Linked DNA regions of Homo sapiens: region 1 is linked to region 2. A link is an interaction called in ENCODE POLR2A ChIA-PET data of the cell type or tissue named here. Cell type or tissue: HepG2. All regions are shown on one strand. Each heading gives the region's core, and the rest is flanking DNA. Links, peaks and the distances in the headings are about the cores only. Region 1 has its middle 16 kb from the start of LINC01101. Region 2 overlaps LOC105373585 (a long non-coding RNA gene).

What was found. ChIA-PET counts read pairs that join two places held together with the same protein. Peaks named below come from ENCODE experiments on the same cell type or tissue, not always from the same donor. Only the 100,000 strongest peaks of a DNase experiment are listed, where the experiment ranks them.
Region 1: POLR2A ChIA-PET joins it to region 2 with 12 read pairs; 2 of 35 experiments call an interaction of 5 or more read pairs at or near these places.

The regions. Positions count from the first base shown.
Region 1 is chr2:120,474,427-120,490,123 of GRCh38, reverse strand. No RefSeq gene overlaps it. Among named protein-coding and RNA genes, the nearest start is that of LINC01101, 16 kb to the right of the region's middle. In HepG2, for the core only: no CTCF peak of the experiment used is centred there; DNase peaks (open chromatin) are centred at 8,053 and 8,893.
Region 2 is chr2:120,538,580-120,554,276 of GRCh38, reverse strand. It overlaps LOC105373585 (a long non-coding RNA gene), which reads left to right. Exons shown (of 4, transcript XR_001739681.3): 2 at 208-728; 3 at 953-2,389; 4 at 7,518-10,401. Among named protein-coding and RNA genes, the nearest start is that of LINC01101, 80 kb to the right of the region's middle. RefSeq lists a silencer at 1,121-1,250 and enhancers at 2,265-2,414, 9,567-10,766. In HepG2, for the core only: a CTCF peak has its summit at 7,465; DNase peaks (open chromatin) are centred at 7,846, 8,546, 10,986, 11,316 and 2 weaker places; H3K4me3 peaks cover 783 bases.

The DNA of each region.
Region 1 (15,697 bases), core at 5,094-13,093, 65 kb after region 2:
CTGTATTCTTTTTTGTGATGTCTCTTTCTGGTTTCGGTATCAAAGTAATTTTATGAGTGCTGACCTCATAAAATGAACTGGAAAATATCCCTTTTTCTTCAGCTTTCTGGAAGTTGGTGCATAACTGGTATTATTTCTTCCTTAAATTTCAGTCACGAATCACCTAATTACCACCACCATTATGGCTTTTGCCGCATCCCCATCCTATACCCATAACCATGTGTTTTTTTAAACTGTCTATCTTTTTAACAATCTCAATAGAGGTATGTTGTAAGGAAGCTTTCTATCCCCATCATACATGGAACCAGTGGCATTGCCCCTCCAGCTCTAACAGTTGAGGAGTGCTGGTTACAGTCACCTCCCCACAGCCCCTAGCCCTATGGGACGGGCCCACAGATGAGCCCTCCCTTCCCAGCTGTCCAGGTACAATTTTGAGTGTGCCTTGGGGTGGGCCACATGATGGGGTGATAGGGCCCAGAAGTACCTCCCACCCGAGATGGCAGTGGGTTTATGCTGACAGGAGCGCTGACTATTAGGCAGAAGCTGTGTGGCTCCCAGGACTTCCCTGCATACATGAGCGATACTTGCAGCATGCTCTGAGGCACAATGACCTGGGGCCACATCTTCCCTCCCAGAGAGGAAGCTGAAACTGAGCATGGCAAAGCCAGCTGCTGAAAACTATATGTGAGATGAGCAGCACAGCCGGGGCTACACCCCGGCTAACTCTGAGAGCACTCTGAGTCCATGGTTCCATGAGTCCCTTGCACCCCTGTGTGCCTTTCTTGCCCTGCTCTGGGCCCCAGGAAGATACTCTCTATGGAGCATATCCCCGGGCTCATTGCCCGCTGGCCCCAGCTGGCTCCAGCCAATGGGGAGTGCTGGCAGGATATTGGATGGCGGAGGGGAGAGAGGTCAGAGTTCCTGCCCTCCCACTTTTGTCTTGCTCTGGGACTGGCTGTGCCCCAGGGAGCCACGGCTTCTGCAGGGCAGCCTCCTCCCACATCTCACACTTTGAAGCCAACTCCTGTAACTCTGTTTCCTCCTCTGTCCCTTTGGCCTGCAGGCTGCTAATAGCTCCCACGGTGGCCAGTCCCTGGGTGCCTTACATCCTATTAGTTCCGTTAACCCAATAGCATCTCTGCAAATTGTCCCTTCACTTACAAGTTTCTTCAAAAATCCCAGCCAAGGTATCCTCTGCTTCCCGCCTGATACATGTAGGAGGGCCCCCCTGCCATTCTCCAAGTGCCTTAGGCTCTCCACAGGTCTCACACCCCCACTCCCTGCTTACAGACCAAGAACTCCAATGCCCTTGGCACCTGCTGTTGGCAGGCACTGTTTGCCTCCGGATGAAGGTGTGTCCATCTGCACATGCCCAGGAGGCAGACCCTGAGATGCTCCCTGGAGAGAGAGCCTGCCCTTGCCTCCTCTAGGTACCCGGTCCAGCCCACAGGTTTAAGGGGAGCACATGACATTGAGGAGAGAGCAGTGGCGCGCCAGGGACTTGAGCAGAGGAAAGGATCACTTCCCTCAAGGTGATTCCCACCCACGAAGCCCAAAAGTCAGGAACAATTCCAAAACCAGTCTTCTGGGACTTCTGAAAACACTCACTAGGTTCTAAGAATAGGAAGATCCATGGTGGACACAGCACACACACAGCCAAACCAAACAACCAACAGTCCACAGTACCTGTGTGGGAGCGTCCATCTTAAAAACAATTCTTGATCTTGATAAGAAAATGCCCCCATCCCCACATACACACACAGACAACAAGAGCCTGGGTTCAATGGTTACCATTGGTATTTGCACTGAGGATGCAAAGAAAGAGAAAGAGAAAGACATTACCTCTTTGGAAAGACGTGGAGCAAAAACAGAGGGCTTGCTGGGTGTACCTATTTGCTCTGGGGACTAAGGGTTTGAGGACCCATACGGCATCCCCAGGGATGACACTGTACATCTGCAGACATCGTCACACCACAGACCTCAGAGGGAGGGTGGGCCTGGTGGCCAGCATGGTGACCTGAGCTCATGCTCGTGGCTGCCTGGGCTGGAAAGACGCATGGAAATGGCCCCAGGTAGCACATGCCCCCGTGGATCACAACGTGGTCCAAACCCGGCTGCCAGGAAGAGATGCTTCTGGGAGCCTGAGGTGCCGGCCAGCGCGGGAACAGTATGTGATATATCAGCTCCTCTTTTGGGAGCCGTCAGGCAGGCCAGGCATTTGTTTACCCCTAGTTTGAGGAGGTTCTGAAGAGGTAAGAAGAGCATGGAACCAATATTTACTGAGGGCCAGCCGTGAGCCTGCCATGCACCAGGGACTTTACTTACGTCTTCGTCCATTTTGCTGTGTTCCTTAGGCTCTGAGCAGGGGTGCTGCGTATAATGCTGAGAATTGACGATGATACCAAGTCTCTCACTGTGCTTTTCCTTTTAAGGCCTTCGTGTGGCATATCATCATCTCTTATCTGCCATTCACAACTATCCCTGCCTGCAGTTGGAACAGCAACTCTTGTGGTCACTCCTTTACCTGTGAGAAAACAGGGGTCCAGGTGGTTGAGGGGATTACCTACTCAAGCTTCAACATTGCCAGATCACAGCTGGAAGCCAGACACTCGACTTCTCATCTCTGGTCACAGCATCACACCCAGGGTTTAAAAGCCCATCAGTCCCCGAGTCCTAGGAAGGGCTCATCACATTAGGGGGACTGACTTGTGACTCAGCTAATCTTAAGGAGCAGGACAGAACATCTGGGAGCTGAAGCTGTAGGGGTGAGGAAAAGTGACCTTGTTACTCCCACGTAACGTCTTCCCTGGCGGCTTCCACAGGGGGCACCTCCAGGAGAGTTACACCTTCACAAGTGCCATCAGCCATCATCTGGCTCCTGAGGGCAATGTGGGAGTTCCTGATGACTCAGTGTGGCCTCTGACTGTCACTTCCCCGGCACTGCTGTGCAATTTCCAAATGGCCTGTTTTCACATGAGCTCATGGCTTTGGGATCCTGAGCACAGGCTCAGGCGTCAGGTGCTTTCCTGTCCTCAGCATGGGACTACGGATGGGCCCCCTTCCCATGGTGAGAACCAGATGTCACAATTGCGGTGAAGTGTTTAGCACGATGCCTGGCACACGGCCCATGCAGAGAAACATTAGCGTCTTCTCTGGCTTGTTCCCTGAGCTCCGGAAGAGTGGTCTTGGAAAAGAGACCCTCCCCACCTGACACTGTATCTGGGGTCATGCCCCTCTAGACAGCTTTCTCAACCCACAGTCAGTCATTGATCTGGAACAGGGGTGGACAGGCCCAGGCCAAGCCTAGGGAATGGAAGGCGATGGCTCCCCTTGCTCAAGCCAGGCCCAGGGAAGGAGAGCAAGAGAAAGGGAGGGTGGGGGCTCCAGAAGGGAGCAGTTGGCCAGGGGATCATCCTGGGCCCCTGCTAGGCCGGCTGGATTCCTGGCCTTGCTAAAGCCACCTGGCCAGGATGAAAACCTGTCCTGCCAGGTGACAGGGCCCGAAGGAGGAAGGAAGCCCACAGAACCGGGAAGTCACTGAGGCTCAAGCTGAAGGCCAAAATAATCCGGCCAGGAGGAAGTCAGGCTGAGGAGAATTGGGCCAACCCTGCACCCGGGTACACATGTACATTCACACACACACACACACACAGAGCACACGCACATACATGACCGTGCACACACGTATGAACATACACAACACACATTCTCCACACCAACCTACACTCTGCCATTTCTCTGACTCTGGCAGGATAAGGGTCAGGTAGGCAATGCTGATGTCAGGAGGCCTCCTTGGAGATGGATCACTGGGCTTGGCTGGAAGGATGCATGAGGGAGAGGCAGGTACAGAGGGAGAGGAGGACACTCTAGGCCCAGGGAATGGTGTGAGCAGGCATGTGTTGGGGCCACAAGAAATTTGGGGTCCCAGAGCTCAAAGCCAGCAATGAAGCAGGAGAGGGAGACGGAGCTGACCACGTTGCTGAGGCGATGGGGAGGGACGCTGGCAATTCGCGCTTCCTAAGGACCCCCTGAGAGCCAGAGACACCAGCACATCACGACCATAGGTGGCTGGATTGTGTGAAGACTCAGCTCCCCGAAAGCCACTATGAGGCCACAGTGAATGGCACCTCCTGGAAGGCTCTCTGTTTATTCACGCATTCACTCGCGCCACACGTGCCACTCGGCAGAAGGAAAACGCAGCTCCCTGGAGTCTCGGAGCTCGTCCAGGCTCACATGTAGATAGCTATGCTGGGATTCGAATCCCTGGAATCTGCCTTTGGGACCTTGTCTTCCTCACCCTCCTTTGACTTGAGAATCTGTACCTGGCTCCAGGGACCTGATATCAGCAGGGCAGGCGACAACCGTAAGAACACACATGGACCCAATGCATGGTGTTTATTGAACAGCTTCTCTGTAAATGCTGGGGCTGGGAGCTGCAGGATGGACACCAGGAAAAGAATGAGCAGGGCTGCTTTGCACGTGCTGACGGTGGAGAAATGAGTCACGCCATATGCCAGAAGAGAGAGAGCGACAGGAGGGTTCACCAAGAAACACGAGAACTCAAAGCATGGCACAAGAAGCCTTGGGGACAGTGGGGGCTGCAGGAAGAGCTCAGGAGAGGTCAGGAGATGGGCTCTGCCCCTAACTTGCTGAGCTCCGTTGGGCATCTCATTGTTTTGTCAATTCCCCCATTTGATGATTCAGCTGCAGAATTGCAGGTGCCAGTTGATCAAAGTTGCCCTCGCTGTGGGCCAACATTCAGGTGGTGCTGTGCCCTGCCCTGCCTGACCTTTGGCTGCCAAGACCTCTCAGGCCGGCTCGTCTGCCCCTGGCCTGCCTCTCCTGGGCCGAGTCCCTGCTGCCAGCTGTGGCCCACTGCCCGGGATTTTCTAAGCTGCATTGCCACTTCCTGGATTCCAGAGCTTGGCTCTACCCTGACCCCACCCCAACCTTCTAGAACTTTCAACTCCAGAATGCAAATGGGGGATCCAACCCTCACCTCTCCGCAGCCCAGCTTTCTCCTAATCCCATCCTCAGATGGGCAGCCCTGCCATGTTGAGAGAGCCAGGGGGGCATCACAGAAAGAGCAAGGGTTTGGATCACTCCCTGGTCAGATGCAGGCTCTGATGACCTCAGCGAGTCACTTACCCTCCCTGAGCCTCAGTTCCCTCATCTAAAAGTTTCCTGTCTCATGGGGTTGTTTGAAGACGGCTGAAATGATACGAGCCATTGAGGAGCCCAAGGCTGCCAAGGTGTTCATTTGGTAAACAGTGCCCTTGTTTTCTCAGCAATGCCACCCTGGCCCCTGTGGGGACAAAGAGAGGGCGCATGCTGTGTTTATCAAGCGCTCACAGTATGCACGCTTCCACATGCCATATTAACTAAGATACAGCGTTATCACTGCACTATCTTTTGTTGTCTTTTGATACAGTGAAGTAGAAGAAATAAAGATTATTCTTAGCCAGAATGGGCCTGAAAACTTGGGCAAGGGGCCCCAGAGGCACCTTCCTTCTAGCGTTCTCTGCAGCAGAAGAGCCCATTGCTGTGTCTTCCATGGAGCAGCCAGTGAAGGGGCTGCTTGCAGTGAGGGGCCAGGTTGCATAAAGAGCTGCACCCCAGATGCAGAGACATAGGCAGCCTTGAGCCTCCTACCCAGTGGAGCACAGGGGGTCAGTCACACAGATGGTGGAAAGGATGCTGCCTGTCCTGGGGCAGGCTGGCTCCCCTGCACCACATGCACCACTCTCACTTTTACTCCTGGATAGTGAAATTTTCTTATGTTCAAAGCACATTTGATGCTCTTTCTCTGATAGGAACTCTAGACTCAGAGAACTCAGAGCTCCACTAATCCAGTGGTTCCCACACTTGTTTCCCAAGAAAATTAAACATCATATCCCAATAAAGGAATCATAGCTGTCGGTCCATTCTGGTTGAAAAATTATGCAGTGAGGGATCTTATCCCTGCCGATTGACTCTTCTGTCTCCCCTGAGGCCCACCCTACTGAAGCCCAGGGGCCCTGGGGAATGAGACGTTAAAACCTCTGAGCTACTCCAACCTTTCAACACTGAGAAAATGTGGGCTTGTGACTTGTACCCACCAGTGCCCATGAAGTTGGTAATGGAACATTATCTTGCCCTCTGTTTTGTGTGTGCTGAACTGATCTGGCTCAGGAGACTACAAATTCGAGGTGGACTCTGTGTTCTCTCCTCCTCTGGGCTCCTCTGAGCCCTGGGTACACAATTAAAAGTATTCTCAGTAATGCTGACCTGAGTTGAATCAGAGTGCTTGGGCCAGTGTCTCCCAAGGAGAGGGAGACATGTATCCCAATATATATTAACCTCCCCATGATGATGGCCTCCCCACGCAGGGAGAGAGAGCATGTGGGGTGGACATGCTCTGATGGCCCCAGGAGCCTCCAGCTTCTGGAGCACCAGCTTCTTCTCAGGGAAAGCCATTTGGTGGGCGTGAAGACCATGCTGGGTTCAGGCTGTCTAGAGAGCTGAAACAGGGCACTTCGGGTGCAGGTACAGAATCATGTGGCCAGGTAGGTGGCCCGGCCTGACAGCGTGGGGCTTAACCCCCTGCCACGATCCAGGGATGCCAGGGATGCCAGTGAAGGAGTGTCTGCAGGACACCCTGGGCCAGGGGCTGGCACCAGCACTGCTGGAGCATGAGTGGAGACCCAAGCTGGGTGGGGGCTCTCATATGTGTGATCCCACTTGCTTCCTTTAACAGCCCACAGGCTGGGCATTTTTATGATTCCCATTTGCAGTCACAGACATGGGGCTTTGAGGGATTATGAGAAATCTTGCCCAGCAAGCAACTAATAAGTAAGGGAGCCTCTATTCGAACGCAGTTCCCGAAACCCCAAAGTTCACGCTTCCGTGAGTGCAGCCTGCACTACCACATTGCCTACGGACAGCCTAAGACAGAGGCAGAGCCGAGGTGAGGGGTGTGGCACAAAGGATTATTTAAAGGTGACTTTGGAATCTAAATTCCCATCCCCGAATGGCAGGCATGACTTTTGTGTCTGCCTGGTACCTATGGGGCCAGAAGGAGCTCACAAGCCCTATACAGCAGCCCTGACCTCAGCAAAGTCCTTGAAACCATTAACAGAGCCAGGTTCCAGCAGCCACTGAACAAATCTGGACTCCTCACAAAATTGCCCATCGGATTTGTGAAGGGAAGGTCAAGTAGAAAGGCAGCCAGAAGTGCCCAGTTGCTCCTCCCGGTCGTAGGTTCTGCCCATCACCTCCAGCAGGAGAATGGGAGACTTCCTTATCCAGGGTCCTGTTTACCTTAATGCTCTTAAGGTCAATCGCTTGTTTGTTGAAATTAAATTTGCTCACCTCCCTTACTCGTTAGAGACTGTCAGAAGCTGAGAACACTCTCCACTGCTCAGTCAACACACGTGGATGCTGCGAAGTCTGCTAGAGCAGGATAGCTCTGGCTCTGTTGATGCCTCAGGCCTTCTCGGCACAGTAGACCCTACCGCCATTTGTCCTTCGGCCTCCTGCATGGCCTGTGCATGACCAAGTGTGTTCTGGGTGTGTGCACAGGCGTGTGCTGTGCTGGGGGCTGAGAAGAGTCAGCCCATCCCACTCCCACACCACATCCCGAGGAAGTCCCACCCTGGTGACTCAGATACCAGGCGGTCTGTGGCGGAGTGTCCTAGGCATAAGGCCCCCCCAGCTGGTCAGATGAGTGGCTTTCCCTGGGGTTTGACTTGGAGCCTCTCTCCTTGTCTTCTGTGGCCTCTCCCACAGCACCACCAGCTTCCCATCCACCCCAATCTTCTCGCTGCATGCTTGGCCTTTGAGACAGCCACTCTCATGAGAATACCAACCTGGATGACTACACTCAAAGAGAAAGAAACGCCTGGTGTCCCCTGGTGCTTAGAGGGTAGTGAGCTCCTTGTCTTTGGAGGTCTTCAAACACAGGCTGTTCTGTAGTAGACATGTGGGAGAAAGCACTCCAGTGTCTGGTGGAACAGGGGCAAAGGCAACGCAGGACTGGAGACAGTGAAAGTCTTTTGCAATGTGGACATTCCCCGAGAAGGGCCCTTTGTCCGGGAAGCTGGCTGCAGTTGAAGGAGAGAGATGGAACCAGAAGTCTACAGTAGGAAGGCCATGGGGGGACTCTGACCCTGTGAGAGGTCAGGCTCTGGCCTCTTCCGTTAGCGCTCTCACCTGGCCAAGGCTCACGTCTGTCGATTCTGTAGCCGCGATGGGTCCGAGGAGAGAAGGGAGCTGTGGAGAGCTCCTTTGGTGGTGCAGTGAGACCCTGTCTCCAACCCTCTCTTGAGCGTCTGGCCTATGGGCTCATGGCTCTGGTGGGCAGCATGCCTTTCCACGCAAACATGCACGTTCCTGGCCCTGGCTGGGGGCTGCCACCATGTCACCTCCTCTAAGCCTCACCATAGCTCTCTAGGGCATCTGGCTAGAGCTTAATAAATATTTGCTGAATGAACGGAACTGCATGCCCAGATCAGCTGGGGCAGCCAAACGAGGCCACAGTCCCATGAAGGCCCCAACTATTCCAAGACTCTGCTTGATTTACAGGCGGCACAGGCTTCTTATGGGTCTTCTCCCCCATGTCTATCAGAGCTCCCAGGGGTGCCTACCCGTGCCCAGAACTCCACCTAAGCACTGCTTGCTGCCCACCTGCCCTTAGCAGGAGCAGTTCCCCACCACCAGTCCTGGGGAGCAGGGCACAGACACCCATGCACCCTTGGCCCTGGGTTTGGGGGCCACTGCTGCTAACAGTAAAAGGGGAACACCACCACTAGCCGTGCTGCCCCTGCCCTATGCGGGAGACAGAAACCTGCCCAGGCTGTCAGTGTACAAATATTGATTGTGTGTCTGCTCTGTCACAGGCATCAAGAGCTGGTGCCACAGCTAGCAGTGGGGCCTCCAGAGCCAAACAGCTGAGCTGAGTGTCATTGAGGATCAATGCAGTTGGGACTGCACAGTGTTAAACTAGCACACACACAGTCTCACACGCACACACACTCACACACTGACAATCACACACACTAACATGCACACACTCACACACACTCAGACACTCTCACACACTCACACACATTCACACACCGTCACACACACTCACGCTCACTCACACACACTCTCACTCTCACACACTTCTCACTCTCACACATACAAACACTTTTCACTCTCACTCACACACACTTCTCACTCACACACACATTCACACACACATATTCTCACTCTCACACACATTCACATACTCGCACACCCTCACACCCTCACACACACTCGCACACCCTCACACACTCATACACTCACACACTCTGACACTCACACAACTCACACTCACACATTCACACACACTGTCACACACTCTCACACACACACATACACACACACGCCTCGACACACGTTTCCCTCATGCATGGGCCACCGGCACTGCATGGGTTTCTCTTTCATCCCCTGCTGGGTGGTGACAGCTCTTTCCTGACCATGAGATTTGGGGCTGACTCCAGATCACTGCCATTTTCCCCTGTGCTGAGCTTGCCCCGGGAGACTCACTGTCCTTCCCTGAGGCCTGGCCTTGGTCAGGGTCACAGCAGCAGATCTGACTTGTCCACTGTGATCCCTCCTTTCCTTAAAAAATGTTTTTCTGTCATTAGGCTGATGAAGAAAGACTCCTGCCCTGGAGCCTGGCAGCCAGTCAGTTTTCAGGAGGCAGATATGAGCCGTCATCCCTCTCTGCACCGATGCCCCCCTTACACCACATTTCAGCACATGTGGCTTAACTCACCTTTCTGTTCTGCTGATGATAATAATGAAGAGAGGAAAGCAGAGGGCGAGGATTTCAGCAGAGAGGAAAAGGGGACGGCCCAGCTGAAGAGCTCTTTGCACTGAAGCCTCAAGAAGCCCTGTAGGGACAGAAAAAGGAGTTTGGCTTCCTAACTCCTTTGCATGTGAACTGGGAGGGGGCAGAGGTGCGAGGAAGGCAGCTATTGAAAAGCTGGTAGCCAGTGAAAGAGCCAGTTGAGGGATTGGGTCAGTGGCATGGCCACCTTGCAGTGGAGGTCCAGGCCTTGTCCACAGCAAGATGGCTTCAAGTCAGATTTCTGGCAAGAGCTTTTCCAAGCTGTGTCACTGGGACCACAGAGGGACTTGGGGTAGCGGTTAGTGGGTCCAGTTCACAGAAGACCAAACACAGGAGGAAAAAGGCCTCTTAGCTCACTAAGTAACTAATTTTTTTTAATATGATTTTTTTTGAGATGAAGTTTTGCTCTTGTTGCCCAGGCTGGAGCTCAATGGCGCAATCTCGGCTCACTGCAACCTCCATCTCCCGGGTTCAAACGATTCTCCTGCCTCAGCCTCCCAAGTAGCTGAGATTACAGGCACCCTTCACCACACCTGGCTAATTTTTTTGTATATTTAGTAGAGACGGGGTTTCACCATGTTGACTAGGCTGGTCTTGAACTTCTGACCTCCAGTGATCCACCTGCCTCAGCCTCCCAAAGTGCTGGTATTATAGGCGTGAACCACCACACCCGGCCCCCTTTTTTTATAATTTTTTTTTTTGAGACAGAGTCTCGCTCTGTCACCCAGGCTGGAGTGCAGTGGCTTGCTCTCGGCTCACTGCAACCTCTGCCTCCTGGTTCAAATGATTCTCCTGCCTCAGCCTCCCGAGTAGCTGGGACTACAGGCATGCACCACAGCACCCTGCTAATTTTTGCTTTTTTTTTTTTAGTAGAGACAGGGTCTCACCATCTTGGCCAGGCTGGTCTCAAACTCCTGGCCTCAGGTGATCCACCTGCCTCGGCCTCCCAAAGTGCTGGGATTACAGGTGCGAGCCACCACCCCCGGTCAAGTAACTGATGTATAAATGTCTTGTTGAAACTAAGCAAGGAGATCTGAAAGGATTTCCAGCTATCTAGGGATAATCCATGGAAATTAACAGCTGTTACTGACTTAGACATGTCCATGTCCCATAACTCTCCTCTTTGGGTGTGATGCCTTTGTTGGATTTATAAAGCAAATGTGAATTTTCTTTTTTGTTTTTTTGAGATGGAGTCTCACTCTGTTGCCCAGGCTGGAGTGCAGTGGTGTGATCTCGGCTCACTGCAATCTCTGCCACCAAGGCTCAAGCGATTCTCCTGCCTCAGCCTCCCGAGTAGCTGGGACTACAGGCACGCAACACCACGCCCTGCTAATTTTTGCATTTTTTTTTTTTAGTAGAGATGGGGTCTCACCATCTTGGCCAGGCTGGTCTCAAACTCCTGGCCTCAGGTGATCCACCAGTCTCAGCCTCCCAAAGTGCTGGGATTACAGGTGCTAGCCACCGCCCCCGGCCAAGTAACTAATTTAAAAAGGTCTTGTTGAAACTGTAGGGAAGGAGATCTGGAAGGATTTCCAGTCATCTGGGGATAATCCGTGGAAATTAACAGCTGTTATTGACTTAGACATGTCCATGTCCCATAACTCTCCTCATTGGGTGTGATGCCTTTGTTGGATTTTTAAAGCAAAAGTAATTTTTTTTTTTTTTTTGAGACAGTCTCACTCTGTCGCCCAGGCTGGAGTTCAGTGGTGCAATCTCGGCCCACTGCAACCTCTGCCACCGAGATTCAAGCAATTCTCCTGCTTCAGCCTCCCCAGTAGCTGGGATTACAGGGGCCTGCCACCGCGCCCGGCTAATTTTTGTAGTTTTAGTAGAGACGGGGTTTCACCATCTTGGCCAGGCTGATCTTGAACTCCTGACCTCCTGATCCACCCGCCTTGGCCTCCCAAAGGCCTCCCACTGTGCCCAGCCAAATGTGAAAATATTTACCACACACAGAAAAATTATCAGTAAGTTTATTCCCCCAACTCCTTCTCTCCCAAAACCTCCAATGCTCCTGGCTGAGAATCCTCCTGGGGAAGCTGTGGGACAGGTGTTTGTGGGATGCTGATGAAAATAGTGCAGAGGATGCCTGGGTGTGCAGAGAACTCTGGGGAGGCAGGGAGGCAGCCAGAGGAAAAGAGGGAAAGAGCATTCTAAGCTGAAGGAACCGCAAAGCCTGTGAGGTGGAGAGGGCTTGGCTGCCTGAGTGGCCCAAGAGAGGCCAAGAGCTGGAGCCCAGCAGGCCACAGGGGATGAGGCAGGGGACAGAGGATGCAGGTGCTGGTAAGTTAGGCTAAGGAATCCAGTCTTCCTTCTAATGTCTGTGTCTGGTTCACTGTAATGCCAGCCCTGTGCCTAGCACAGGTTGGGAGCTGAATCCAATGCTGCCAGATTGGAACCTCCTCTGCACATTTTCAGGTGAGTTTATTGTTCACACCCAGCCAGGGGAGTCTTCGGAGTGGAGAGGGGAGTGGCACAGTGGGATTTGGGTTTTGTGACGGTCACTCTGATTGCTCAGTGGGAAATAGAGCAAGAGTGGGCACAGGTGGAGCTGGCAGAGGCTACTGCAGCAGCCCAGCAGGAGGTGATGGGCAGAGGTGGGCAGTATGTTCAGAAGGAGGCTGGCCAGAGGAGGGGGTGGACCAAAACCCAGCCTTGGTGGAAACCTCCCAAGATGCTGCAGGAAGGACATCAGTGCACGTGGATCCTGAGCCCCAGAGGAAAGTCCACTGCAAAGTCCAAAGAATTAGTGGCAGGTGCTTTGCAAATCCTGTGTGAGATGCCATGTTTTGTGGGTTCTGGTGCCGGCTGTGTGACCTTGGGTAAGTGGCTTTGCCTCTCTGAGACTTGTCTTCAAATAGGCCAGAGGCATGGCAGATGGCATCACACCTGCTCCCCAGGAAAAACAGCTGTGTGCTCAGCATCAAAACAGGGGCTCCACACTGGGCCAGGGGGAGCATCTGAAGCCACTTTCTCACTCACCTAGCGGTGGTGGGGTGGGGCTGGGCTGTGGCTGGTCTGCCCAGCCAGGTGAAATCAGGCACTCAAATGGGGTGCCCCTACCCTCTGATCTCACAATCCCACCTCTAAGCAGCTGCCTGAGGGAAAGAACCCGAAATACATATATGTAGCCAGAGTCATTGATCGCAGTGCACTTATAATGGTGAGAGATTAGAAATAACTAAGGTGTCCAGCCCCAGGGGCGGGATTTTGTATGTGTGGAACTGTCACTCAAGGGAGTAACGTATGGATGTTAAACCTGATGTTTACACAAATTTCTCATCATAGAGGAAATACCTCTGATGAGATGTTAGGTACAAAACTTGGAATTATAAGAGTATGTACAGAACTTGGGCTCTGCAGTCAGACAGGTCTCAGGCTGAGGTGCAGGTAAATGAATGAGGCCCAGGGAAGCTGGGGGCACTCCATCCACAGTAAAGGGGACGATCGCATCAACTATGCAAAACCACCCAATACACATGTATGGAGGTCTGGGAAGAAATGAACCCAGTTCTTATCTTGGGGTACATTATTTTTCTTTATTTTATTTCACTGTTTCATCCAAATTTTCTCTACAGAACATAATTTTAATTCTAAAGTGAAGCCAAATAACTTTATGCTTGTTTAATATACAAGGCTGGAGGTGCCCCAGGCCCAGCCTGATGTCGCTGAATGCCTGGGTCCCCATAAAGTCTAGTGAGGGGATATGAATGATTGGGTGCTGCCCAGCCCCTCCTCCACACAACCCCTGTAGACACATGGCCCACAGGGCCAGCCGAACTGGCGGCCCCTCCCAGGGGGGCGACGGGTCCAGTGGGGCAGTGAGTAATGCACCCTGGGCGGAGGCTCAGGACTGAGGCCAGATGCAGTACTTAGGTTGTTTTCTCATCAGAAGTGCAGGGGGTGGAGGCGGACCTCCTGATGGGTGCCTGCTTGCCACTCACCTGGGCTGACTAACCTCGCTGAAGCACCTTCAGGCCTCTGGCCATACCAGGTGGGTGGCAGGAGCTGCCAGGACCAGACTGGCTGCTGGCCTGGAGCTGAGGGCCCCTGACTCATGGGAACAATGACTCTTCTCTCCCCAGACCTCTCTTCTAGCTCTGCCTGAAGATAAGTCCCTTTGATAACCATGTTTCCAGTGTAGGGAACTATGCCCTGGCAAAATCAGAAAGCTGTCACAGGCCTGGGTTGACCCCTACCTCTGCCATGTTAGCTGTGTGGCTTTGGGAAAATCACTTCCTCTGTGCCTCATTTCCCCTTCTGCAAAATGGGGATCAAATCAAGACCTTTCTTACAAGGTTGTGGAGAGAATGGAATGAGACGGCACCATAATGAATCCTCGCAGTGCCTGTGTGCAGTGGGAACTAATTCATCATTGCTCCCTCCCTCTTTCTGTTCCCCACGGCACGTCCTTTCCTTATTCTGACAATGAGCCTGAATTCCCAGTGTGGCCACTCTAGGACCCAACCTGGAGCTGCTGCTCCCCGGCATCAAAGGTCTTGGCTTGAGACTCCTTCCCTCAGATATAGGTGCTGATGTGTCTGTCAATGGCTGTGCCCTGCAACTGGAGGAAGACAGTGGACTACATAATCACAGGGTCTTCCCAAACATGACAGGAACCAAGAGAACACAGATAATGATCAGGGACCCTAAGGTAGGCCTCAACTCACTCCACATTAGCACAGCCCCCAGATACAGGAGGGCAGGCAGGCTGGGGAACTGCTGGCCAGCAAGAGGGACCTGTGGCGTGGAGAAGAAGGAACTTCCTTCAGCCTGCAGGGAGGAAAGACCCAGCCTGGGCTGAACCCTTGCTCTGCCACCATCAGCTGTGTGACCTGGGGCCATTGGCATCATCTCGATGAATCTCCTCACCTGCAAAGAGGATAAACAATAGCAACTGGTGGGTTTGTTGGGTGATAGGCACAGGAAGGAGACTCAGGAATTGTATTCTACTAGGAATGGTGCAATTACAGTGCAATCACAGTGCAAAGGCTATTGAAGCCCAACCACTTTTCTGAAGTCCCCTTAGGGCTACATAAGCTCTGATAAAAGATACCTGCCACTCTCACAGTGGTGCTTCGTAGACAGTAAGCCTTCTAAAGAAAGGGCTGCTGGCCAGGCGCGGTAGCTCACGCCTGTGATCCTGGCACTTTGGGAGGCCAAGGCGGGCAGATTGTGGGGTCAAGAGATGGAGACCATCCTGGCCAACACGGTGAAACCCCGTCTCTACTAAAAAAAAAAAATTAGCTAGGCATGATGGCGCGTGCCTATAATCCCAACTACTTGGGAGGCTGAGGCAGGAGAATCGCTTGAACCTGGGAGGTGGAGGTTGCAGTGAGCTGAGATTGCACCACTGCACTCCAGCCTGGCGACAGAGCGAGACTCCATCTCAAAAATATAAATAAATAAATAAAAGAAAAAAAAGAAGAAAGGGCTGCCATGAAACTCATTCTACTCAGGCAAAGGAAGCCTGGGTGGGGCCACTCCCTAAGGCCACAGTGCCGGAAGATTGGGAGTTAGGGTGCGAGCAAGGGTCTTCCCACCCATGACCCTGGAAGCCCCTCCCCTACCCACTCACTCCTGCAACCGCCACCCAGCCTTCTGCAGCCACACAGTGTTGTGTGAAGTTCTCCCGAGCTCCGTGAGGCTCCCTGAGGAGCCCCTAAGCTTCCATGCCTACAAGCAGGGAAGTGCACAGGAAAATGTGGTAGGAGAGACACAGTCCGTCACCTACCAGTCCCAGCCTCGAAGCTCATTCCGTCATTCTTTTATTTTACCAAGCAGGTAGGATTTCATTTGGAGAGACTGGGGAAGGAAATCCAAATGGGAGGCAAGACC
Region 2 (15,697 bases), core at 4,420-12,419:
TGAATGACCCAGGTGGGATCTGTGCCAGACTGGAGAAAAAAGCCCCTGCCAGTCCCCAGCTCACAGGTCACCTCTTCAAGAAGGTGTTCACAGACCCCAGACTTCATCAGGTCTCTCTGTTAGGGGCTCACTTAACACCAAGCACCTCTCCCTTGAAGCACTTCTTGTCACTGTAATTAACTATTTTCTTTCTTTTTTCTTTTTTAGGAATAGGGTCTCATAGGACAATGTCTCAGTACAACCTCAAACTTCTTGGCTCAAGCGACCCTCTCGCCTCAGCCCCCCTAGTAGCTGGGACTACGGGCACACCACCATGTCTAGCTGGGACTACAGGCACACCACCATGCCTGGCTAATTAATTTTTTTTTTTTTTTTTTTAGAGATAGGGTCTTGCTCTGTTGCCCAGGCTGATCTCGAACTCCTGGGCTCAAGCAATCCTCCTGCCTCAGCCTTCCAAAATGTTGGGATTATAGGCGTGAGTCACTGCACCTGGCCTTGTAATGATCTAATTTCTTGTATGGTTTATTTATCAGGGTCTGCCTTCCTAACAGGCTGTAGGTTCCTCAAGGGTTGGGACTGTGCCTGTGTTCTGGGCACCTGCCCATGCCTGGCAATTTGAAGAAGCTCAATTGCTACATGTTGAAGGAATGAATAATTGCATGAGCAACCATCGATAATTGCATGCTACAACCATCAAACTTGCAGGGTTCTTCCATGGAATAAGTGAGGTAATTATGTGTAAAAATGAATGAATGTTGTACTTGTTATAAAATAAGATCATGGGCTGGAGAAATAGTCCAGCGAATGAGTGAACGAATCAATGGCCTCAGCTGCCCGAGTGGGCGGAGCTTACGTTCTTTCCACAAGGGAAGTTCCCTAGGAGTTTCCGTCAGTAGCTCCCGAGCACGCCGGAGGCCTGGCCTGTGGATGAGATTGTTCCTTATTTCCCCAGCTTCAGCACCACAGAAGAGACCAGAGTCTACCTTGCCAGCTCCTCTAGCACCGACCACGTGCCAATTCATGTCCTGAATGCTCACTTCACTTCTTCACCTTGCTTCACTTCACTTACTGCACGGGAACAGAAAAGCCTAGAGAGGATGGATTACCTGTGCGGTTGCCTCCCTCTGCAGAGTGGGCGTGTCTCAGGAGCTTCTCTTCTTCTCCAGCCCAGTGCGGCCTCGTGTCATCCATAGGACCCACCGGCAGAGGGCAGGGCCTGCGAGTGGGGCCAGCCTCCTGGTGACTCTCGCCTCCTCTTTTCCAGCGGACGCTACCAGAGGACGAAGGTCTGACTCTGGCCAACGGCCCAGAATTTCTGGCCCAGTTTTGCCTGAGGAAGCCAACTGTGCAGGAGGTCAGGATCCCGGTAGGGTGAGAGTGGGAAAGTTAACATTCCCAAGAGACTCCAAGCAACAGGATTTCCTGACCTGGGACTATTACCTTTCTCACATTACATGGCCAGATTTACTTCCTGCTATTATTAAAAGTACGAAAAAGATGAAGATATGTGTTTAATGGAAACAAGGGCAAGAGTTTGCCTGACTGGACTTTGAGGAGGCTGTAGGATCATGGCGCTAACGGCATTTGGAGGGCTGGGAAGGGACTCTAGCCCTGGCTTTACCTGCCTTTGTCATCAGCTGGAGCAAGCAACTCCGCAACCTCGGAGCCTCAGTTTCCTTTTCTGTAAAAGGCGGGGAGGGTGGGTGGTAAGTGCAATGCTGAATCAGAACTCATAGAGCTGCTGGGTGGACATGTGAAGTAAAAGAGGAGACAGCTTTTGCTCCTGAAGGATGCCATTTGCGTTTTCCTCATCAGTTTGATCTCCTCCAATCATCCAGCACCTCCATCTGACCTTCTCAGCTGAGAGGTCCTCAGTGTTTCTGTGGCCTCCAGGAGAAAGGTCCCCCTCCCCGGCTGAGGCCAGGCTGATGGCAGGCTGCACGGCCAGCCTTCCACAGTCACCTGAAGGATACAGAAAAGGAAGAGCTGGAGGCTTCTAGCAAGCTGCCGAACTGTGTCCTCCAGCTGCGCCCAGCCCCCTGGAGGTAGCGCCGGAGCACGTGGTGGTGGCTATGTAGGAAGGCCCCTTTCGAGCCGCCCTATACTGTCTTTGGGATCTGCTTTTTACTGCCACAGCCTATGTGCTCCTGATTCTTCTCTCAATCCCTGGATGGAAACCGGCCTCTGATACTTGGCTCTGCTTCCTTGGAGGAGCTACTTAACCATTCAGTCCTCTCTGCAGTTAGCTATTAAGGTTGTCCTGCGAACTGAAGCAGAGAGTCCCCGCAAAGGGTGCAGAGTAGGGCACCCACAGAGGAGCCTCTAAAGCACTTTCCATGAGGTGGATGGCTTCTCCTCCCCAAGGGACCCAGGAAGGAAAGGAGAGCTGGTGAGTGGGTGGGCTGGGTGAGCCCAGGGGTCAGCTTCCTCCCTGTGGCCCACAACTAGCCTCTGAATCCCAGTGTCACACATGACTCTAAGTTGGTCTTGGGACCAAATCTCTGACCTCTTTGGCTGCAAGTACGAGAAGCCTTATGTAGTGCTAAAACAAAATTTTCACTTCTCCTTTTCGGCCTCTTAGAATCCATTGGCTGAGAGGAAATGAATTCACTAGTGTCTTGGCAAGAATTTATTTCATTTATTGCAATAGCCTCTGTTTACATTTCAAAACCATGCAGACAAGTGCGTGTGAGAGAATATATTCTGTCCATGGATAATGCCTGGGACCCTGATGAATTATCTGGCAGGCCCCCTTGCTGGGCACCAGTTTTGTCGCCATCCAATAAAGTCTTAATATAAACCTGGCTCTCAGGCATGAGCTATCTTAACACATTTTGCCAGGCATGTATTATGATAAGCCCATTTTGCAGATAAGAAAAGAGAGGCACTGAGAGCTATTGTAACGGCTCAGGACAAAGAGATAGGAGAGCACAAGTTAGGTCTGGGTGACCCCAAAGCCCATATTTCCCCCCATATTCTCCTCTGCCCCATGAGAGATAATCTCTGCTAATCTTGTCTCTGTGGCTGGGGACTGGGAACTCCTCAACAGTGAAGTTGTCAACTACCAGCCACATGTTAACATTTCCTGAACAGTCACAATGCTTTTGTATCCATTGCCTCGTTTAATCCCCTAAGAATTCAATTAGTTGCCCTGTTTTACAGAGAAACAGATCAGTCCTCAGAGAGGTTGAGCAACTTGCCCAAGGTCACAGGTTTAGGAAGAGGCAGGGCAGAGATCAGAATCCAAGTCTGCCTGTCCCCAGATCCCTGCTGGCCTCTTTGCAGTGTGTGGGCTTCCCAAGGTCAGAGATAAAGAGGGCACACATAGCTAGCCTGAGCCATAACATCCCTCAGTCCTGCTTTTCTTCCCCACTCACAACATGGTGGGTATGAAAGAGTAAAATGAAAACCCTAATTGTTTGCCCCAGAGCTGGTCCTACACCCGGGATGACTAATCAGTCTCCACATAGAGTACATTTAGGGTCTCTGGAATGAAGGAGAATGTGGACAGAAAAATGGGGCTTTTAAAAAACCTTGACTGAAAGTAATTTTTAATGTGCCAAATATTTCGACTCAATCCAATACACAGGTTTATTACACAGAAGGCCAAAATATCCTAAACAGGCATTATTTTGCAACAAGAAGAAATCAGAGCAAATCCAGCCATCATTACTCCCAGGAGCTAAGAATGTAATTGTCTAATGTGACTTATAATCAGCCAAGGTCTTGTCTTGATGCTTTAGCCCACCAAATGGCTTCTCCTGTCTCCAGGGGACAATAATCCCTGCGGAATTCTCCTTAGCACAGATGGGTTTCTGCACAGATAACGGGTTTTATTGCTTGAAAGCATTTCGCATTCTGTACTGCTGTTCCCAAGAAAGAGCTGGAACTGTCCTGCTCTGCATCTGTCTCTTCTTATTCCAGATACCTCCAGAGCAGCTCAGAATCCCTTGGGTTGGGGACAAGTCGAGGCAGAACATAGAAAGAAGCACTTTGTGCCAGGCAGAGATTCTCCACCCTTCCTGTTGTGTGATTCTGAGCACGTCACTCCTCATTCTCAGCCTTGGCTTCCTCTTCTGGAAAATGGGAAGAGGATGGTTCACTCAGATGCCTTGGGAATTGAGACTCCTAGCAGAGTGCCTGGCATACAATAGATATGCCGTAGCCCCTGTTCTTAATCAACAGCTTGACTGAAGCACGGCCAGGGAGAAGCATGACTTCGTGCGTGGACTTGGGTGCCCTTGGATGGTTGCTTGGTCAGCTAAGTGCTCCTTGTTGAGCATCCCTTTGATCAAGCCACTTCCCTTCTCAAAAGGGTTCATTGGTTTCCTGGCTCCCCTGAATGCAATCCAGATTCTTGAACCTGGCCATCGAGGCCTTCATTTCCCAAAATGTCTTTTCAGCCAACTTTTCCACTATCCAAAGAGCCACTTAATAAATATTTCAAGAAAGAGAAAATACAATGCATCTAGCATTATGTGGCTGAAAATCTTGGCCCTGTTCCTAAGAAGCTCGTAAGCTAATTGGGAGCAGTAAGATACCAAAAGAAAAGGAACCTGGCATTGTTTCCTAACTTATTTTATATTTTAATTAAGGGACCACCAGCTCAGGCCCAGAGCTCTAGTTCCACTTCTGCCTCACATTTGGAGGGCCTGCTCCAATGTGATACTTGGAGAATGCCACTTAAGTTAAGCCACAGTCCAGGCACAGTGGTTCACGCCTACAATCCCGGCACTTTGGGAAGCCGAGATGGGAGGACTGCTTGAGCCCAGGAGTTTGAGACCAGCCTGGGCAACATAGCAAGACCCTGTCTCTAAAAAAAAAATCTAAAAATCAGCCAGGCATGGTGGCACATGCTTGTAGTCCCAGCCAGTTGGGAGGCTGAGGTGGGAGGATGGCTTGAGCCCAGGTGTTCAAGACTGCAGTGAACTAGGATTGCACCATTGCACTCCAGTCTGGGCAACAGAGCAAGATCCTGTCTCAAAAAAAAAAAAAAAATTAAGCCACAGGTGGGTGCTGCGAGTCACTGACCACACGTCCCAGGCCAGGTGGGCGTGGCAATCTCATGAGGAAGCCCCCACACCAGAATGATGACTGTACCCACTTCTGTTTTCTCCATCGACACCCCACACTTGGCCAACAATCATAGAGAATGTCAGAAATGGGTGTTCGAGGGTGTGTTTTCTTTTTGGTAAAAATAGTTGCCTGTTAAGCAGCATGATGACATGAGAAATAAGCTTCCATTTGGTGAAAGTCGAGGTACTCAAGGCCTGTGTGATTTAGAGACACTTCGCAGGGCTGCAAGAACTGTGTAGGAAGCCAGTGAGGCCTGGAGGCTCTGCCCTGTGGCGTTGCTGCCCGAAGCTTGATGCCTGTCAGTCCTGGGTGTAGTCCTTCACCTGGGAGGACTTCCATTTGCCTAATGTTGAGTAAGAGGCCTGTGGGGACAAAGAAGTCCTGCCAGGAACATTGTATTTGTTGCAGATAAGCACATGCAAGTGAGTAGGAGCTCCTCAAAGGGCAGAGGGCCCGGATTCCACCAGTGGCACTCAGGAGTTTATACAGCCATTTGGGGCTCCTCGTGAATGAATGCTTGTTTTCTAAATGTCTCCATGTGGCAGAATTTGGAGAGACTGCTTCCGTTCTCACGTCGTTGTGAGGTTTGGAGAAGAAGCTAGCCCTCGCTCACTTCAAACTTTGACAGGAGCTACACTCATCAACCGAAACTAGAAGCAGCCTAAGGGTTGTGCATGACTACAATTTCTGTTTGTTTGTTTGTTGTTTGTTTTTTGGTTTTTTTTTTTGAGATGGAGTCTCACTCTGTCACCTAGGCTGGAGTGCAGTGGCATGATCTCAGCTCACTGCAACCTCCACCTCCCGGGTTCAAGCGATGCTCCTGCCACAGCCTCTCAAGCAGATGGGATTACAGGCACCCACTACCACGCCTGGCTAATTTTTGTATTTTTAGTAGAGGCGGGGTTTCGCCATGTTCACCAGGCTGGTCTCGAACTCTTGACCTCAGGTGATCTGCCTCAGCCTCCCAAAGTGCTGGGATTACAGGCATGAGCCACTGCACCCAGTTGCCAGTCCATTTTTAACAGTCCTTTATTAATAGTCATTTGCAGGGCATACCTAGGCTAGTGTGTCCTAGACTCTGAGGTGAATTTATCCATGATGCTTGAATGTAAGAAATGTCACATCGATTTATCTAATCCATTATATCTGTTTCCAGACCTTCTCCCCATTGATACAGCTGGGCAAACATGACAATGTCAGTCATTCACTGATGCTCCCTCCCTCCCTGCGTAAGCCCTAAGGCATATTAGGAAGCTCTGCTGCATAGTGGGCAGTGGTGTCCCCTCTCTGGGCATGTTTGGCAGGCATCTTTGGGGTAAGGTTTGCCAGCCTGGCCTCCTGCCCAGCTCAGCTTTGCCCCTGCTGTGAAGGGCATCTCCTGCTGTTGGCCACACTTCCTTGAAGCCAGCCAGCTAGAGGGACCTCATGCAGGCTATGGGGCCTCCTTGGTTGGACTCATGAGTCCCAGGTACCAAGGTGGTCTTTTCCACCATAGGTTGGGCCACTTGAGTGGCTATGGATTTGGAAGTCCCAGGTCCCATGGCCCATCCTGTTATATCTCTGTCCTCCTTCCTCATCAGCCCCATAGAGCTGAGCTACACATATTCTCTGTCTCTCTCTCTCTCTCTCATTTGGTATACCAAAGCCTCCATTTCTTGTCTTTTTGGGATTCCATGGTTGAATTATCCTTTTTGGGTCCCAAAACCCTAAAGCCCTTAAACCCACAGGCTGTTAGGGGCTGGAGCATGGGACTCAGATGCCCAGCTGCCCCAGAGAACAATTCATTAACAGTAAAAAGGCTAAGATGCGAATTTTTCTCAGAAAATCACCCATTACATATGAATCTTTATTGAACTTTCACAGGAAAGCCCCAAGAAGATGCTAGTATCATCATCACCCCCGTTTAACAGATGGGAAAATGGACTTAGAAGGATTAACCAATTGTCGCATGGCTAGTGAGTAGGGCAGTGTCAGTTTTGCTTCCAGGTCCAAAGTCTGGATCGCCCATTATGTAGTGGTTCTTAGAGTAAGGCCTGATTCCTTCTGGGCCTCAGTTTTCCCAGCTGCAGAGTGGCAGGTTCTAGCTACCAGAAGGCAGGCTAAACTCATGAAGCCCAGGCCTGCCCGATCAGCATCTCCCTCGGGCAGTCAGCTCTGGCCTACAGGTGTTTGACACACTTATGCTCAGCCACAGGCCCTGGGTGTATGAAAAAGTGATCCTGATCGACAGGCACCTTAGCTTGGGGCTCAGTCAGTCATAAATGAGGCGACAGTTCACCTGTCTCAAAGGTGGCAACTTAAATAACTCCCTCTGGGATATCAAAGCTGGCAAATGACCCTGGGAAACAGCTAGACGGCAGCACAACAGAGGCAGCTCCCGCGGCAGATGGGCACATTCCCCAGGTCCCAACCTTCATCAGTGTGTGTCATTTTTATTGCAGCTTCTGCCTCCCCAGCAGAGAGGGACCTTCCCAGAGAAGATGTCTTGCGCCTCACCTGATCTTGTTCTGAGAGTAGGAGACTGGAAGAGAAGCGTTCAACTCCCCAAACACAGCTGGGTTTGTTTCGTTTAATCTCCCAGCCTGTTTTTCTGCTGTCCTCCTGAAGAATGTTTAATCTCACAGTTAAAACCACCAAAAGCGACTTTTTTCCCCCTCAACTGCTCAGTAACACATGACCGTGCAAATTCGTTTGGCCCCAGCGCCACAAGTCATAAAAGGCATCTAGTGGGCGGCATGAGTCAATCAGGCCTTTGGACGGTGACGTAACCACAGCTTGTCAGTTTCCCCATCCAGGCAGCCCCAATCCCCCAGTGCAGACATCTGGAGCCAGGGATTGACAAGTGGATTCCAGGATTGGGCCCTGCCTCCCGCCCTGTTCAGTTCCAGCCCAGCCACGGCCGCCGCCAACGAGGACACGCACTGTCTTTCTGCACATTCCCACGTACACACACCCCCGCAGCCCCCTCTCCACTCATTCCTGCATTTCCGGCAATGTGAATTCTGACAGCTCGGGCAGTGTCAGCCTCTCCGGTGCATTCCTCACCACACCACCTCACTGCTCCCGAGCCTGCTGACAGCACTCCCCGCCATACCTACCAAGCCGAAGGTGCAAGGAACCTCTTGATCCCCACTGTGTCTTTGTCCCAGGGCCACAGCAAAATAGCACCCCCCTCCCCCACACACCCTCTAGCCTAATTTATTAGACTTTTAAACACATTTATTTACTGTGATATCTACACCACACCAAACATCTGGAGGGAAACCGGGAGACAATCCACCAGGAATTTAAATGTTTGTTCTGCAATGTAACTTTGAAAACCGAACCAGGAAAACTTGACATCTTTAGCCAATTGCTTGGTGGTGAGTAGACTTAAGCCAATATATAATCTGTAAAGGTTGTCCCTCTTTGCCCTCTCTCTATCCATGAAACGCATTCACCAAACAGCCCAGAAATATTTCTTTCTTCTCCTCTCAGAGGTATGTGAAACCAACCTGAATCAACAACATAGTTGTTCAACCAGCCTCACTGAGAACGAAGGCATTTCAGAGCTGGAAAGACGCTAGGGTCTGGGGTCTTATCTTCCACATTTATCTGCCTTATTATAATCCATCCAGTCATCCTCTTTGCCCTTGCCAGATCTCATCGCTTACACTACCACTACCGAAGGAGCATAACGTCTGTGACTTTTCTTTTTTTTTTTTTTTTTTTTTGAGATGGAGTCTTGCTCGGTAACCGGGCTGAAGTGCAGTGGCAGGATCTTGGCTTACTGCAACCTCTGCTTCCTGGGTTCAAGTGATTCTCCTGCCTCAGCCTTCTGAGTAGCTGGGACTCCAGGCATGCGCCACCACGCCCAGTTAATTTTTGTATTTTTAGTAGAGATGGGGTTTCACTATGTTGGCCAGGTTGGTCTCGAACTCCTGACCTCGTGATCCATCTGCCTCGGCCTCCCAAAGTGCTGGGATGACAGGTGTGAGCCACCGCACCCGGCCACGTCTGTGACTTTTCTAAAGCTTTAAGATGATGTCACCCATAGGCAGAAAGGCCCACTCATTTCGTGCATCTGCAGTCACTCTTCTGACGAGGTGCGGCTCTCTTTTGTTCTATCAAAGAGAAAGCCAGTCTAAATTAATGGGAAACTAGAGAATTAGGTCATTTTTCAAGATGAAATTGCTGGTAGCTTAAGGAATCAGCTACTTGAATCCCATGCTAAAAAAGTGTAACTCCTGAGGAGTGAGCTCTTCTTTCTTCCTTCCATAATGTCAGGCACTAAGGGAGGTTCAGAAACACAGAGCAGCATCTACTCCTTTCTCAACGAGCGTGGGGTCCAGTGCAGTTGGCCCTCATTTAACAAATAATTACACCCATGCGTGAAAGGTCCAGTGGGGAAACAGTGCGGGGAGCCTCAGGCAGAGCTGATTCAGGCCTGGGGAGGCACGGGAGCCACATGTTCAGGGTCCACAGGCCCAGCGGAGTGATACGGAAGTTTCCAAGATGGTAAGCCTCTCTCCTGGCCCATGCTCACCAACGGGACCCCATTCCTAACCAGGCTTTCCCTCTCTCTCTTTTAAGTGTTCCAGGAATGTTCCTACCCCTGCGTCTTTGCTGAAGCCCCTCTTGCCTGGGATGCCCTCTGTCCTCTCTTTCTGCCCACACACATCCTGCCAGTCCTTCAGACAGGGCCAGCCTCACGGGCATAGGACCTGAGCAGTTTCACAGGGCCCTATGCACAGAAGGATCCCAAGCTCGGTTGATTGCTCCGATCTTGCCATCTTGAAACTCTTTGATAATTTTATCTTTTATCTTGTGTTTTGGGAGTGAAATCCAATGGGATATTGGGGCCTGCAAAGGAGAAGAGGAGATCCGCACAAACCCGTTCCTGGCTGCTGCATTCACCTCCAGCGTTTGTGATGCCCCAGAGCACAGAACTCCAGGGAGCCCACGATGCAGGAGAGTTCAGCGACATTCACTGAGTACAAGAGAAGTGAGTTACTCCTGCAGCTGAGCACGGGGGGCGCTGGCAACTGCGAAAGGTCTCGCTTTCCATTCCAACCAGAACTTGCTCCTAGCGCAGACAGAAGGCCGTGGCATTCTGAGAAACACACATGATGAAGGAGCCCTGTCATATCCTCTCTTCCTTGCATCGCTTCCCCGTGTGAGCAACCACTTGTGCTGGAAATGATGACAAGGAAGGACCGGGAAAGACAGGGCCACCCGCAGTTCCTTTTCCTTGACGTCTTTCCTTCCTCATCAGCGAGCTGAGGTGGAGAGCGTTGGTAGAATGTGTGCATAATAAGAAGTGAAATAAAAACAGTCGAGTTAGTATTCTACTGTTTCCACTGTTCTGGTGAGAACAAAACACATATGCTGTATATGCTTTGAAATACAAAGTGTGTAATTTTAGTGATTCTGCATAGGAGTTAAATGTTTTTATATTTGCATTTAAAACTGCCATTGTATACTATAAAGATAAAGAGTAAAATGTATTCTAATAGTTTAACTTTACTAATAATTTAGTTTTTACTTTTATTTACCTAGAGTAACATTAAATAGCAAACAAACAAAACAAACATCACAAGTTGAGAGAGAAACCACAAAAGAAAGAAAAAAGCTTTATATGTTAGTACCTTGAGAGGCACTTTTTCCTGCTTTTTGAGTAGGGATTCATGTTTTCCCGTTGCACTGGGCCTCACAAATAATGTAGCCAGCCCTGCCTTCAAAGTGCATTCAAGTGACTCCCCCTTCATAATCACTTAAGCCTGGAGCCACGGCCTTGCCCCTGAACACGTAGAACAGTCATGGCCGTACCAACCGTGAGCCATTCTTGCCTCTCTCTCTTTTGTCTTATTCTCTTGTCATCTGTCCACCTCGCAGGACTGTTGGGAGGCACCAATGGACTTTGCAACTGGAGATCTCCCAACTGGACCATGTCACTGTTATGTTTAATTTGCACTGTGCACAGTAGGTACCCAGTCAACGTTTGTCGAATTCCATGGACTGGGCCTTATACCTCCGAGGATTTTTCACAGCAGTAGCATGTGCACATGCACAGAACGAGAACACAACCAATGCTTGTTTGCTGGTGAAGACCTGGTCTCAGTATTTTGCCCAGGAAACCCTTTCTTCATGGACAGCATGAGGCAAGCTATGGCCCTTGCTGTGGTCTCAGTGGTTCAGCACGGAAGATGAAGATGACGGGCAGTCTCAGAATATTAGCTTTAGAAGGGACTTTGGATCCTTTTGATTTTGGTAGGTGAAATACTTTTTAAAAATAAAGAAAACGGACTTTGGACAAATGCTCTCATTTTGTAAATGAAAAAGTAGAGACAGGAAGAGTAACTGATTTGTCCAAAATCAAACAAAGTAAATTGTGTTGCATCCTCTCCATCCGTAACCACCTTCGCCTTCCCTAACTGCTCCATGTGGCCTGGGAAAGTCCACTTCACCTCGTCTTAGAGGTGGGCTTCTGATTCTAGCTAAGCCAACCCCCACGTTCTGTTCCTCTGGTCATGGTGATTGATTTGGGGACCAGCCTGAGACCTAAGCTAGCCCAACGGGCATCCTTTCTGCCAGGAGTGAGAGGAGTCAGGCCCTCTCTTCCTCAGGATCAGGGATGTGAGAAGATGTGGCCTGGGATTGTTGCAGGTATTTCTGATCTCCTGAAGGGCCTGCGCCTAGGGAGAAAGCCCAGTATACTGCAGGAGGAAGGACAAAAGGAATGGCAGAATAGCACCAGAGCCTGATGCTTCCGAAAATCACTGGGTCAACCTGTACCTCAAGCCCACAAGACTATGGGAGCTTTCAATTATGTGACCAACAAATTCTCTTTTTGAAATGTGTTATTGGGGATTTTGTTCTTTATAACAGAGAGGGTGCTGACAAACACAACAGAAAGGTGACGTGAATAATTCAGGACACACAGAGGCTAGCCTAGAACCCAGGTCTCCAGATTCCCATCCAGTGACCATTGCAGTAGCCCCATGGGAACTAATACTGATGGTAACAGGTGCAGTGGAAGCAATAGAAGCAATAGCAAACACAACAGATGTGGTGCATTGTTGATACATTGTGAATGAATCAAGGATCCCAGGTCCTCTTCCGCCAGGGCCAGTTAAGCCAGATCTGCAGTGTCCCTGGGAAAGGGGTGATTCCTCCATTGAGGAATCGGGGGATGTCCTCCCTTGCTTACCTGCTCTGTTGCTTGGGCACTGCCCATTTACGATCCTGCAAGCAGCAGGCAGGTGGCATCCGCCCAGTAGAGTATCTGCAATAGCAGCACCGTGATGAGTGAAACTCAAGGTTTCATGAGGACACCGGGGGGCGGGAGCACCTTCAGGGCTCTGTGGCTAACTCAGGCACAGTCTGTGCTCAATAACTCCAAATGATAGGCCACTGTGGGCCATGAGCAGCTCCCTCCTTCCTGCCTTAATGAGCACAGTGTGGAGACTGAACCTCAGTCTCCTAAAGGGATGGAATTAAAGGAATTGGGTCAGCCCACTCATCTTACATCTGGGCGTACCAGGCGGTGACACACCCAGGCTGCATAGCCACACAATGCGCACCCTTGGCTGGCCCAGCTCTGCTCCCCTCCAGGCCCAGCAGCCTCCTTCAGCTGCTGAAGCTGAGGGCACTGGGGCGCTAAGGTCCTCACCGGCTGATGCTTTGGGCAGGTGCTGGGAGGCGAGGAAGAGCCCATGGCACCATCTGACTTCTCAAGGTGCCCTGGCAGGGTATCTTCCTGAGATCTCCTGGGGAGGTGGCCAGATGAGAGAGATCAGAAATGAGGGCAAAACCGCAGAGGCCAGAGCTGAGCTCTCCATCCTGTGCAGTCACCAGGCACTAAGGCCAGAGAGAAGAGGAGAGCCCTGAGCGCACAGTCAGGGAAGGCCTTGTGCAGAGGCGGCACCTGGGCAGGACAGGAGGGATGGGCAGAGGGGGTGGCAGACGGCAGACAGCAAGGACAAAGGGGAGGAGGTGGGAAGGTCCCCAGACGGCATGGAAGACAGAAAGGGAAGCCCCTCCAGCCATTCCTGCCAGAGACCCTGCCAGGGCCCAGGGGTGGGCTTGGCAGACTGAAGGGCTCCTTGCCAAGGCTGATAAAGGGAGTCTCTCACTAACTGGAAACAGGGGGCTTGCAGAACTGAGAGCCCTGTGAGAAGGGTCTGGATTCTGGTGACAGGAAGATTGGCAGGGCTGGGATAGTGGCTCGGAGCCCCCAGGGCCTGGTCCCAGAGGCTCAGACAAATGCCATGGTCCCAGGAGGCCCTTCCTTGCAGTAAGCAAAGATTTCCTCAGTTCTTTTGACTACTCCCTGGGTCAGGTGGCTTCACCTCGCTGAGCCTCCGTTTCCTCCTCTGTAAAATGGATGTGTAACCTGATAGGCTTGTTTTGAGTAGTTGCTGAGATCACAGGCCTGGCACAGAAAAGTGCCCTTCAGTTGCGGGCTCCGTGCCCCCTCGCCCAGCACCCTGTGCACCCCTCTGGTTTCTCTAGTTATTCACCAACTCTGCCCCGGTGCACTGCCTGCCTAGGGCTGAATGGAGCAGTGCGGGGGTAAATCAAGCCCACATGTCTATCACCAGGCACTAAATCTCCCCAGGGACATTCCTTACTGTAGCAGTAATGCCGCCAGCTCCAGGGAACAGGGTTGCACCATAGGGCAGGCTCCCCACACCCGGGAGGCTTAAAGGGCCAGCTCCAGCAGAAGCAGCAGGCCCAGCCTTACATGGGCACAGACGTGTCAGCAACAACAGCACCCCGCTGCAAAAATAAACAAGCAGCACCGCCGTGTCCAGAGACTCACAGCGTAGGGGATCAGAGCTCAGGCTCTGAAGTCAGACCAGGTCTCATTCCCAGTTGAGCCACTAAGCCATGTGGCCTTGGACAGGTTACTCTCCTCCCTGCTGTCCACCTCAGTTTCCTATTGGGCTGGCAGGTCTATGGTGAGGACTGAAACGCTGAGAGTCCCTGGTGCACATCAAACACTCCCTTGTAGCGCCATTGTTAATCAAGTGCCACGCACATGTGATTTGGTCCACTCCAAAGTTTCCTAAGGAAGAGACTGCTATTGTCCTTAAATTTCCAGAGGAGAAATAAAACCAAATCTCGGGCTTGTTTGGGCTGTGTGATCAATGGTCATCGCGGGACACTTGGCACTTGACCTGTGCTCCATGCAGTGAAGGGGATGGGCCCAGGCCCGGGCACTGGGAGTCCTGGCTGCTGTGCCTGCTGCACCCGCCCACTGCCCTGTCCTCCCTGGCTCCCCACCGCAGGCAGTTGTCAGGGCCGGCTTTCCCTCGCATGGTCTGATCACAAACCAGGAAGGACGGCACAAGAACTGATCTTTGTTGAGCCCCACTGGGTGAGGAAGGCCCCTTCGCTCCCGATCCTCCTCCAGCTCTGCCGGGAACTGCTTTGGAGAAGAGCAACTGGAGGATCAGAGAGGCTGTATGCCTGCCCTAGGTCACTCGGCTGGTGGGGGCATCGCCAGGAGTAGAGCCTGGCCAGCTTTGAAGCCAGCGTTCTTTCCTCTCTAGCCCACGTGCCTGGTTCAGTCTACAGTACCCCTCACTCCCAGAAAAAGAACAAAAGCATTCAACCCATGGCCTGTCTTCTGGGCTGCGAGGGACGGCCCTTTTATTTATGACAACCGGCTGGCTAAGATCAAAATGACCAGTGGGAAACACCAGTCTCTGTGGATGACTTTGTCATCAGATCACTCGAGAGAAAAGAGCATTTATCTGTCAGAGGCTCACTCTTCCTCTGCAATACCTTCTGAAATTATTGAGGGGATTTAAAACAGGAAAATACAATGTTTTCCTCATGAAAAGAACGTTTCTATTAGAGAAAGCATAGGAAATACAGAGAGATGGGGTCGGGGGAAGCCCTTAACCTCCCACCCAAAGGTAACCATTAACCTGTCTGTGCCTTCCTCTATCAGCTTTTCATTCTTTTTCAGCAAACATTTGTTGAGATCCTCCCTTCAGTGGTGCCGAAGAGCTGATTATGGTAGAATCTGTGCCCTCGAGCTCACTGTGTGCCGGGGTGCAGGGCTTTTGATTTTATAGGATGTTTCAGACACCTCTTGGGCACCACTTCAAGGGAGACTGGCTCCGTGTGGGTTTGCAGCAGCTTTGTGCAGAGGTGACGGCCCTTTGCCTGTGACCACCCTTGGTGCCTCTCCAATGTTGCAGCCCTCAGCCTTTGTGCATGGCCAGCCCAGAAGTGCGGTGTGCTCTGCCCATGAACGCGACCCAGTGGACAAACGCTCCCCATTTTGTTTCCTGGGTGGCTGGTCTGAGCCACATTTTACAAGGCTCCAGTGGGGTGGAGCTCCAGTTGTCCACAGTGATGGTCAACAGAACCATGTGCTCTTGGTGGATTCGTTTTCCCTCCTCCCCTTTCTCTCTCCAGTTCCCTCAGGCTAGTCCCTGGTAACTGTTTCCAAATAAACTACCTGCACACCAGCTTTTGGCTCTGCTCCCAGTTTGAGACTGTGGTCATGCTATACATACAATTTAGGAAGGGGAGGCAACAAATTTAAACATTTGTTATTTGCATATTTCAGTTCTATAGCTTTAGTATTGACTAAATACCCACCCCTTGCAAGACAGTCCAACGA